2 separate regions of the Mus musculus genome follow, and region 2 is linked to region 1. A link is a loop called in an ENCODE intact Hi-C map of the cell type or tissue named here. Cell type or tissue: heart. All regions are shown on one strand. Links, peaks and the distances in the headings refer to the core of each region. The heading gives the core; the rest is flanking DNA. Region 1 holds the start of Gm32788 (a long non-coding RNA gene). Region 2 holds the start of Cyb5r3 (cytochrome b5 reductase 3).

Evidence for each region. Hi-C counts contacts between places; a loop is a spot of excess contacts. Peaks named below come from ENCODE experiments on the same cell type or tissue, not always from the same donor. Only the 100,000 strongest peaks of a DNase experiment are listed, where the experiment ranks them.
Region 2: a loop joins it to region 1, with 1.8 times the contacts of the local background. A loop is called at or near these places in 2 of 42 quality-filtered maps.

What each region holds. Positions count from the first base shown.
Region 1 is chr15:83,296,473-83,301,839 of GRCm38, reverse strand. Arfgap3 (ADP-ribosylation factor GTPase activating protein 3) reads left to right here. Exons shown (of 16, transcript NM_001357756.1): 16 at 1,138-2,100. The coding sequence ends at 1,155. Gm32788 (a long non-coding RNA gene) reads left to right here and starts at 5,054. Exons shown (of 4, transcript XR_384278.4): 1 at 5,054-5,367. In heart, for the core only: CTCF peaks have their summits at 2,804 (motif pointing right) and 3,336 (motif pointing left); a DNase peak (open chromatin) is centred at 637.
Region 2 is chr15:83,169,519-83,174,885 of GRCm38, reverse strand. Cyb5r3 (cytochrome b5 reductase 3) reads left to right here and starts at 2,703. Exons shown (of 9, transcript NM_029787.3): 1 at 2,703-2,774. The coding sequence starts at 2,754. In heart, for the core only: a CTCF peak has its summit at 2,489; DNase peaks (open chromatin) are centred at 2,605 and 4,665; H3K4me3 peaks cover 3,410 bases; H3K27ac peaks cover 2,498 bases.

The DNA of each region.
Region 1 (5,367 bases), core at 275-5,274:
ACACCTCTGCCCTTCACCCCCACCCCTTACTGCCTTAGACAGTTTCTCTTCTGCTTTACACTGTATACACAGACATCTGTTTTTGGTTTGGTTTGGTTTGGTTTGGTTTTTTAAGACAGGGTTTCTCTGTGTAGCCCTGGCTGTCCTGGAACTCACTCTGGAGAACAGGCTGGCCTCGAACTCAGAAATCTGCCTGCCTCTGCCTCCCAAGTACTGGGATTTGGGATTAAAGGCATGTGCCATCAACTGCTCAGCCACATCTTTTTATGTATCTGTAGAAATACTTGTCTTTCTGTGTTAGACTTAATTCAGTTCATATACAAGAAGGGGAAGCCTGTTTATGACAAGGAGGCTGTCTCAGATTGTATGAACAGCTTGCTTCGGGAATCTTCTTGGTTGTGTAAAGTCATTTTAGACGCATTCTATTAGGATGAAATGTGACCCTGAGGTGTTGACTGAATTGACATTGCAACTTATGGGTCCATGGAGGCTTCTAGTCTGCAGACCAACCCTGCTGTGGCCTTGTTGGGAATGCGAGGGAGAAGAAAACCTAAAACTGCAGAGGCTGGGAGCTCTCCTCCCTCCCTTCTTCCTCCCTCTTCTCTCCTCCCTCCTCCCTCCCTTAAGGGCCTGTTGGCTGGAAGGTAGTATTCCTGTTTTGTGGGTGTGGCCTTCCTGTATTTAAGAATCATCCTGCTTGTGTCTCCATTTATAAATGAAGAAGCAGAGGCAGCCATTGAACCTCTGCTAAATGAGCAGGGACTTCAGACAGATCCCTCAGGATCCCATCACACGTGCTCCCTGGACAGCTCAGGACATGGCCCCAGGCTCCGGCCTGGGCCCCTGCTTTGCAATCCTTAGTCCAGCCTGGGAGCCCTAGGCCTTGGGCACCCCTCACAAGTTGTAATCCTGGCAGCTCTCACAAGGTGTGATCCCGGGCAGGTCTCCAGGCCCCACTTGCCCTCCTAGCCATGGAGAGGCTGAGGCAGTGCTGGCACCACACAGCTGCTCTTTATGCAGAGTCTGTGGCCAGTGCCAAGAGCCAGGTGTCCCTCATCAACAGCAATCGCACGCTGTGTGCATGGCAGGACACAGATGCAGTGTATCGGTAGTAAATGTTGGTCTGGTTCTCTCTAGGATCGCTACGGTTCTTAATCCTGGTGCCAGGCTGTCCAACCTGGTAAAACTCCACTTCAGATGGACCTGAGACCACATCTGGCTGCGCCAATGCCCCAGCTGCTTTGTGGGCAGGCTCTACTAGTTGGCGAGGCACCTGCACATTTCTGAGTGTCCATGTTTCCTTTGAGACATCCCCATTTCTATGTAGGTGGGATTTTGCTTTCATTTCTGATTTAAATTAGCTCCTTGTGTCCTTGCTTTATCTTTGGGGCATCTTTAGTTCCAAGAACTGGAAGCCAGAGCTGCAGGCTCCTCCCACCTCTCTCCAGGCTGGTGTTGACTGGGCCCGGAAATCAATCCCCAGCACTTACTTCTCACTGCAAAGGAGCAAAACAACAAAAACAGCAAGACCAGAAGTGCCCAGCCCCTTGCTGACAGATTGCTTCGTGTGTGTCCCCACACAACACACACTTAAAGCCATCTGTCACTCTGTAAGTTATTTTGTACATTCTCTACTCTTAAAAGTGTCCCCCAGTCAGTTCCTTTAACAGACCTGAGCTTCTATGATGCCAAGGGCGTTCACTGCGACCTGGGAGTAAACAGGGTGTCGCTGCCCTGTGAGAGGAAGATGGGGCCACCCCAGGGCTCCCAATGCACTCGGAAGTCAGCAGTACCAGGAGCTCAGGCTGAGAAGGACAGCAGTGCGGCTTCAGGACGAAGCTCAGCCAGGGAGAGGGCGATTATAATTGGGTAGTTTTGTTAATATTTTTTTATCTTGTCCTTGATATTCCAAAAGTTACAGGATAGATGTAAATCAATAAAGTCATTTGGCTGTGTTTTAGACAGCTCCAGAATATATTGTTCAGCGCAGTAAAATATATTTGGAATTTGATGAACCAAAAATGTGATTTCAGATGACTATTTTGTGACTTTCTTAAAAGGTCTGATTTGTAGACTTCTAAATATAACACACAGCACAGCAGACGGTTGCCTGTGTTGTCATTCCTCAAGAGCCTTTGTATCACTGTACAGCGGGCACTGGGTGACTGCCGCTCCCACTCGCTGGTCACACCCATGGTACCTACAGGTGGGACTGACAGATGCCATCATCACAACACAGAGACTGGTGCCTCTGGGAGGGGAGGAGGCTCCTGTGACACTGGCAGCCAGCCTTCCCCAGCACACCGGAGCCGGCATGGCGGCACACACTGTAGCATCAATACTAACTTAGTAGCAGAGAGATCTGTCCAAACCCCATCCAGAGTGAGCCCTGTGTGCATCCCCATGTGCCCTGTGAGCACTATCTGGCAGATCCCACGCACCTGGACCTCTGCCCCAGTGTGCTGATCTCTCCCCAAGCCTGGCGCCTCCTTACTGGGCAGAAGCTTCAGGGTGTCTTAGCATGTCCAGATGTGTGTGCAGTGAGGACACAGGGCTGTGCAGCAGTCCACTCAGCTGATGGCCAGCACTGCCTGTCTGGAGTCCCTGTCTGTGATAGCTGAGGGGGTGGGAAGTGCAGTGAGAGGCTGTGGCTCAGCAGTGAAAACCCTTAGGTTCCATCACCATACCAACATTTATAAAGCTGGTTGGATTTAGAGTTCTTTTGTTTGTTTTGTTTCTCCATTATTTATTTACTTATTTTATTTACTTTATGTATGAGTGTTCTATCTGCCTGTACACCTGCATGCCAGAAGAGGGCATCAGATCCCATTACAGGTGGTTTTGAGCCACCTTGTGGTTGCTGGAAATTGAACTCAGGACTTCTGGAAGAGCAGCCAGTGCTCTTAGCTTCTGAGCTGTCTCTCCAGCCCTTTAAAGCTAGTTGTGGCCCACAACCATCCGTAATAAGATCTGACGCCCTCTTTTGGTGTGCCTGAAGACAGCTACAGTATACTTACTTATAATAAATAAATAAATCTTTAAAAAGAAAAGAAAAGAAAAAGGGCACTGACTGCTCTTCCAGAGGTCCTGAGTTCAGTTCCCAGCAGCCACATAGTGGCTCACAACCATCTGTAATGGGATCTGGTGCCCGTTTCTGGTGTGTCTGAAGATTGTTAAGGTGTGCTCCTATACAATAAATAAGTAATTCTTAAAAAAAAAAAATCTGAAGACAACTGAAGAGATGGCTCAGGGGTTAAGAAGACGGGTTCAATTCTGATCACCTACCTGGTAGCTACAGTTCCAAGAAAGCCAGCACCCTCTTCTGGCTTCCGTGGGCACTACATGCCCATGGTATCCACACATACATGCAGGCAAAACACAAACAGTAAATAAATAAATAAGAAAGAACGTGGCCCCGCAGCAGAGCGCTTGCCTATCATTCAAGGTCTAGAATAGACAGAGGAACCCCATGGCAGAAGCTGCTGGGAACCCGTCGAAGGCTGGGTCTGGGGCTGTGGGAGGTGTTTCTGAGAGCAGCCACTGTTGGGTGTGAAGCCCAGAGAGCCAGGTTACCTCTCCTGGAGCCTTTGTGCAGAGAGGGCTGGCAGAGAAGCCCTGGAGAGTGGCTTTGGCAAGCAGCATTTTCTCCAGAACTCTTGGTTAAGATGCAGTGTTTTAAAGTAACCCTGGGAGGGCTAGAGAGACGGCTCTGCTGTTAAGCGCTCTTGCTGCTCTTGGAGAGGGCCTGAGTTCTGTTCTCAGCACCCACATTAGTTGGCTGACAACTCCAACTGCAAAGCATTGCATGCCCCTTCTGCCTGCAACGTGTGCATTTCACACACACACCTCATTCATGCCTCGCACCTTTGAGGCCAGCCTGGTCTACATCAGTTCCGGGACAGCCACGACCACACAGAGAGGCCCCGTCCCAAAACAACACAGAGAAGTGAGTGCCAGCCAGTAAGGGGTCTGTCTCCCTGTGCACTTCAATTCCACTGAGATCCAAAGGAGTGCAAAAGGAGGGAGATGTCACCTAGGGTACAACTCTAGGGGACTGTGCCTCCAGTTCCAGGGACTCTGAGGCCCCCCCAGCTGGGGTGATGAAACTTAACAGGCACTGGGCAAGGCCCACTCACCCCCTGGAAGCTGGCAGAGCACCTTACACATGCACTTTTCTATATTTGCAGCCAAGCTGAAGTCAACCTCCTTACCATCTCTGTCAAAACCTACCTGCAACCCCAGGCTACCAGGACACTGTGCCTACGGTCTCTCTAGCCCCTGCCATCTCTCCCCATCAACCCTCGCTGTGGTCAGAACTTCCAGGCCCCCGCTCTGAGGCCCCTTGACCCTTCTGATCCCTAGCCAGTTTGACACAGGCCTCCTGGGATGGAGCGCAGCCTCCCAGCTTGTCTCTGACTTAAAACCTAAGTGCCTGGGGACAAGGTGGTCCGTCTGTCCTGTTAGCACACTGAAGATCCTGAGTCACTGCTCTGTTGGGAGGAGCCACAGGGATGACGGCAGACACTGAGGCTATGCTGGGCTGCTGGTACGGCTGTCATCATTCTGTCATCCTTTCCTCGGGACACGGGTTCACCTTTGCCAACAGGCTTTCCCTTCCCCACCCTACTCCTGACTTTCGTCTCAGGGGAGCAGAGATGACAGCCTTCAGTGGGGACAGGCTGGATCCTGAGGCCTGTGGGTGCACTATAGAGACTGTGCTTTTCTGGCCCAGTTTGCCCCTTTTGTATGTGGTTCAGGTACATAGCCCAGGCCTGTGTTTCACCTGCTGTAGAAACTCAGTGGTTACAGCTGTTAGCATTTTGTCTAGGCTCCGCCCCCCAGTTACCTGGCAACAGCCAGAAAGTGCCTGACTCAGTATAAAAGGGGCTCCTTGCCCCTCCTCTCTTTCTCTCTTGCCTTCTTGCTCTGTCCTCTTCCCTCCTGCTCCCCCTCTCCCCGTTCCCTTCCCCCCTCTCCATGTGCTCATGGCCGGCCTCTCTCTCTCTCTCTCTCTCTCTCTCTCTCTCTCTCCGCCCCCCCCCCTTTCTCTGTCTTTATTACCCTCTCAGCTCTGCTTCCCATGCCCTGAATAAACTCTATTCTAAACTATATAGTCCGTGTGACTGGTCCCTCAGGGAGAAGGGATGCCTCAGCATGGGCTCTCAGAGACACCCCTTTCCCCTGCACATCCACCAAGTATATTCTCTCTCCCTATATTTTTATAAAACAACAGTAACTAACATCTGTTGCCAGCCAAGCACATACTATCCAGCAGACACACAAATGGCTCTTCTCTGATCCCCTGTGCTTGGTTGACATCTCTGCTACTCCTACTAAGACAGCTAAGGTGACATAGGGGCACTGTCT
Region 2 (5,367 bases), core at 223-5,222, 130 kb after region 1:
GGCTGGAGGCAGCTAAGCACCGGGTGCTCTGGCTCCAAGGGCTGGAGAGTGGGAACAGCAGAGTCTCAGGTGGCTTGCGTTTTTTTAGATTTATTTTATTTATGGCTGTGTAAGAGCATATTTGTACAAGGTATTCATGGAGGGCAGGCAAGGGTGTTGGTTCCCCTAGACCAGCGGTTCTCACACTTCCTAATGATGCAATCTTTAATACAGTTCTACATGTAATGGTGTCTCCCAACCGTAAAGTTGTTTTGTGTAATTCTGCTACTGTTATGAATCATAATGTAAATAACCTGTGTTTTCCGATGGTCTTTTTGTCCTAGGGCTGGAGCTGACATGGTTGGAAGTGCTGGGATCTAAACTCTAGTCCTCTGAGAGTAGCAAGTGCTCTTAACCTCTGAGTCATCTCTCCAACCTGTGACTCTTCCTCTGGACAGTTCAGTAGTCATAGCAACTCTCCTGACCCCATGACTCTTCCCTAAGATGACAAGATCTGTCTGGATTTTGGAATGAGCTTCAACTGTTTTCCACTTTGATATCAGTTCTGCTTTTCCAGGTCGTGAGTCAGCATGGCCTGGAGGTCATATATGACCAGTCAGGGGGCCATGCTAGTGTGACGCCTGCTGTGACAGCCAGTCTTCTTTCTGTGGAAGTGTCCGTCAAAATCTCAAGAGTGAAGTCTCCTCTCTGGCTTTACGTTTGACATCTTGCCGGTCGCTTGAAGTATGAGTGCAGACAGGATCTGAAGTAGCAGGGAGGTGCCTCAGTGAGGCCTTTGACCCCTGACCGATGCTATCTTTAGGAAGAGAAGCAACTGTGAGGAGGTTCAGCCAGAGAGAAAGGAGATGGCCAGTCAGTAAGGACCCTAAGGAAGGCAACAGGGAAGGCTGGGAAGATGGCTCTGATGGTAACAGGAGCTGTGCTCTCTGCGCAAGCGTGAAGACCACAGTTCAGACCTCTGGTACACATTGCATAGGTTCCTTACTTCTAGACACAAGAGGAGCCCCCATATCCACCCTCACCCCTTTTGAAACAAAGGTCTTACTCTGTAGAACAGACTGGCTTGTGTCTGTGATCCTCCTGTCTCAGCCTCCCAAGTGCTGAGATTAAAAGCAGAATAATACTTAACTGATATTAGATCCAGCCTCATATCCCAGGGTAGTAGGTGCCCTTCCACAGCCTAGCTCCTGATTTTTTTTTTTTTTCACTTGTTTGTTTCTTTGAGACGGAGACTCATGTAGCATAGGCTGACCTCAAGTCAATCTGTAGCCAGGGTCAGATAACCTTGAACCCTTGCCTCCACTATCCAAATTCTGGAATCACAGATGTGCTGACCATTGCTCCTTATTTATTTATTTGAGACAGGGTCTCTGTGGTGGTTTGAATAAGAAATGGCCCTCATAGGCACGTGTATTTGAACGTTTAGTCCCCAATTTGTGATGGTTTGTGGGGAGGTACGGAGGTGTGTGGTCTTGCTGGATGAAGAAATGTGCCTGGGGTGGCTTTGAGAGCCTATAGCCTGGCCCCACTTCCAGCTCTCTCTCAGGTTCCCACTTAAGGTACAGTGTTATCTCTCAGCATCCTTCTCCCCGAGCCAGGTTTTCCTGCTGCTTGTGGCCGGCCATGCCTTCCAGCTATAATGGGCTCTTATCCTCCTGGAACTGTGAGACACAATAAACTCCATCTTCCCTAAAGTTGCCTTCGGTCATGGTGTTTTACCACAGCAACAGAAAAGTAACTAGCAGTCTCACCGTGTAGCCTGGAACACTCACAGATCCACCTGCCTCTTCCGGTATTGAACGCTTGGGTCATCAAGTGTTCCGGTATTGAAGAGTTTGGTTAATAGTTCTCAATTTTTAGGCAGCAAGTCTCTTCCTCACTCTGCCGCTCTCAGAGCAGTCTTCCATTCCCTATCTGGCCAGGACCAGGTTGAAGAAAACTCCGGAATGCCAGGGACATACGAGTGTTTATAGAGTATGTGATAGGCTCTGTTCTGAGGTCCGGGTACACAGAGAACTGACTGCAGACTCCTGGCTTGGGGAAGCCCCACCATCTAGTGGAATGGGTACGTGGGCGCAGAGCATCGTGAATAAACAGGCAGGATAACTGAAGCGCTACAAAGACCGTTCTGCACTAGTGGCGTCCCTTGGAGGGAGCACAGGGCCAGAGCTGGCCTAGCTAAAGAGGTGACACCTGAACTTTAATCCGGAACTGGCCTCAGTACGTTTGGAGATTTGTTCAGGAAGGAACGACTGGTTCGCAGGCTTGAAAATGGGGCAGGGCAGGGCTGTAGCCTGAACTCTGTAGCCAGCGGTGTTGGCAACACGCCCCGTGAGCGGGTAGAGCCCTGGCCAGCACAATCAGCTCCGGCAGGCTCCCAGGACCGAAGGCTCAGGATTTGAGAGCCCATCACGGGGGCGACATCTTGTTCTCTTCACCAGGACAAAACAGGCCCAGAAGCCACAAGCTACCTCCCGAAGCCACACAGAGGCGCCACAGTAGCCAGTCTCTCGCCGAGCCTCTTCCGTGCAGCGCCGTCAGCCACTCAGCGCGCACTCCCGTCTTCACAAGCGGAAGTGGGCGGGGACACTGGGAGTCTCCGCCCCCTATCCGCCCACCTCCGCGCTCCTGACTGGCTCCGCAGGGCGTCCCCGCCTCCGAGGTGTTGAGACCGAGGCGGGTTGTTGGGGGAGCGGCCGGCTGAGTAGCGGGTGTAGAACCGTGCGTGAGGCCACCGTCTCTTCTTCGCCACCATGGGGGCCCAGCTGAGCACGGTAGGCGGCATGGGTCTGGGGTCCCCAGGCTTGCACCGTGGGGATACCGTACGATCCGGGGCGCCCAGCACCGGTTCACGAGCCCCGCGCCCCACCCGGCCCCTTGCAGACCGTGACTCACGCCCTGGCTAGTGGCCGCGCCACTCTGGCCCGGCCTCAGGCCAAGGGGGAGCCCCGAGCGCGGGGTGGACATTGAGGACCCTGTTGGGTGTGCGCGAATGAGAATAGGGAATGAGTGACGTGCGCGCCCGCCTGAGTGGGCGTGACTTGTGAGTGTGAGAAAGTTGAAGTGCCTGCGCCCGTGGGGGATGTGAAAGGTGCGAGGGTTTTTGTAAATGGGAACGTGAAGTGTGAACCGTAGGTGCACTGGTGTGTGCGTGGAGGAACCGACAGCGGCGTGTGTGAGAAATGAGAGTGTGGGTGTGAAGACATGCAGGCCTGAATAGTGGACACGAGTGAGCTGGCAGGAAGAGTACTTTGGGGTGCGTGTGTGTATGGGAGAAATGTGTAGGGTGTCCCTACAGGGGTTGGGTGCATCTTCTTGCCATAAACAAGGCAGTAGTTGGCCAGGATCTTTCCAGCTGTCACCTAGAAAAGCCCTGGCCATTCTTGTTACTCACAGAGCTGCACTGTCACTAAAGAAGTGTCACTTAGACTTGGCCATCAGCCCAGGGCACTGAGGATGCTGGGACCGTCTAACGTCTATAAATCTGCTCTCTCACTGTTACTGGATCGACCAAGGCCCCTTCCACAATCCTAGAGCTCACTCTCCTCATTTCCTTTTTTTTCTTTTTTTTTTTCTTTTTTGAGACAGGGTTTCTCAATGTAGCCCTGGAATGCACTGTAGACCAGGCTGCCCTCAAACTCACAGAGATCCACTTGCCTCTGCCTCTCCAGTGCCAGATTAAAGGTGTGGGCCACCACCGTCCAGCTCCTCCCTGATTTCTTAAGAGCATCCATGTGAACTGTGACCAGTCTCAGTTACACAAACATACCCTTGAGGTGTCCAGCTCTTTGGGTATGACAAGAATAGGCCAGCGCCTGTCTTGGAGGGTGCCCTCTCTCCTCTCTGCAAGATTCAGGGCTCCTAGTGAAGACAGCCTTCTTGCCATGGCATTTGCTCTTGCGAGAGTGACCAGTCCAGTATGGACCATCTAAGGAGCATTCTGGCCCAAGGCAAAAAAAAACAAAACAAACCCCAGAGTGACAACACCCCATAATGACATTCTGACCAGTTTTCCCAGAGACTGCCCATGATCCCTTATCTTCCCCCTGATTCCCAGGTTCTCCTTACCTTTTGGACCATGTTGGTGGTACCCCAGCACCTGGCTTTTCCATCAATTCATGTTAAGTCAACAGTAGTTCCTTCCAGGCAGTAGAGCTCTGTTTAATTATCAGAAGGCCCCACCATGGCCTCATCTGTCCAAGGGTTGCTTGGTATTGTCTTTGACTTAAGGGGCTGACACCTCAGTGCCCACGGTATACATTAGGCCTGGAGGCCTGTGTGGCTGCTGGGTATTGGGTGTACCAGATGTCTTATCTGGGCTATGCAGGCCCTGTGGGAGGCCTCCTGCATATATTGGGGGCCCCAACCCAGAGGATGGCACTGGAGTCTGCTGTCTACCAGGAGAACATTGCAGGCTTGGCCCGCCGCTCTGGACTGCCTCTCTGCCTGTTTGTGAGTTCCAGAAAGCCCTTGACAGACCCGTTCCCTTTGTGGAGTACATATAAGGCCTTTCCAATAGCTTCTGGTATCTCTGGGCCTGGTTGGTGGCTTAGATTCCACAGAGGGTGGCTCAGTTATCCACCTGTTTCTCCTCCTGAGTTCCCTTCCCCCATTGTCTGGAGTCCAGCCCAGAGCTCCCCGTTTCAGGACTTCCTCCATATCCTCCCACTTCCTCCCACTTAGGACAAGATTGGGAGGGCTGTGGTCACTTGATCCTGGCAGGACAGCAGGAGAGTGGGTGGTGGGCAGGTAAGCGAGCCTATGACTGGCGCTTGTCTAAGCCCCAGGTCAGGGAGCTGGTACCTGGAGGGAGGCGATGACTGAGCTCTCTACCAACCTTCCCTATCCAGCCTGGGCAGAGTGGATTCCAGGGTTTTAGAGGGGAAAGGACAGAGTGAGAAGTCCAGGCAGGGTTTCCCATGGGTAAGGAACAGGCTATGCATCCCTTAGCTGCAGTGAGTGAGCTCAGGGCTCCCTCCTGGGACCCTGGGACCCAGTTTCTCTACCTCTTTTTGCTGTCAGAGCAAGGATAAGAAGGGGGCAGGTTCCTTGGTACAGTGGGATGTGGCCTGCAGGGTCAGAATATGGGGAGCAGCTGCTCTCAAGGACTTAAAACTGGTTGGGGTAAGGGTGCGTGTGTGTGTGTGTGTGTGTGTGTGTGTGTGTATTTACACAGCTGAGGAGGAGCTGGGGCAGGGATGCAGGGACTTGGCCTCGGCCATCTGCCTCCTGTTTACTTGACCCTGTTGCTGGGACTAGGGAGGTGCTATGGAAGGATGGGGGGGCACCCGGTTTACCCCATGCCAGTGAGGACAGAATACATCTAGTCCCCTGGTGAGTAAGTCTAGTTGGGCCTCTAACTTTTGG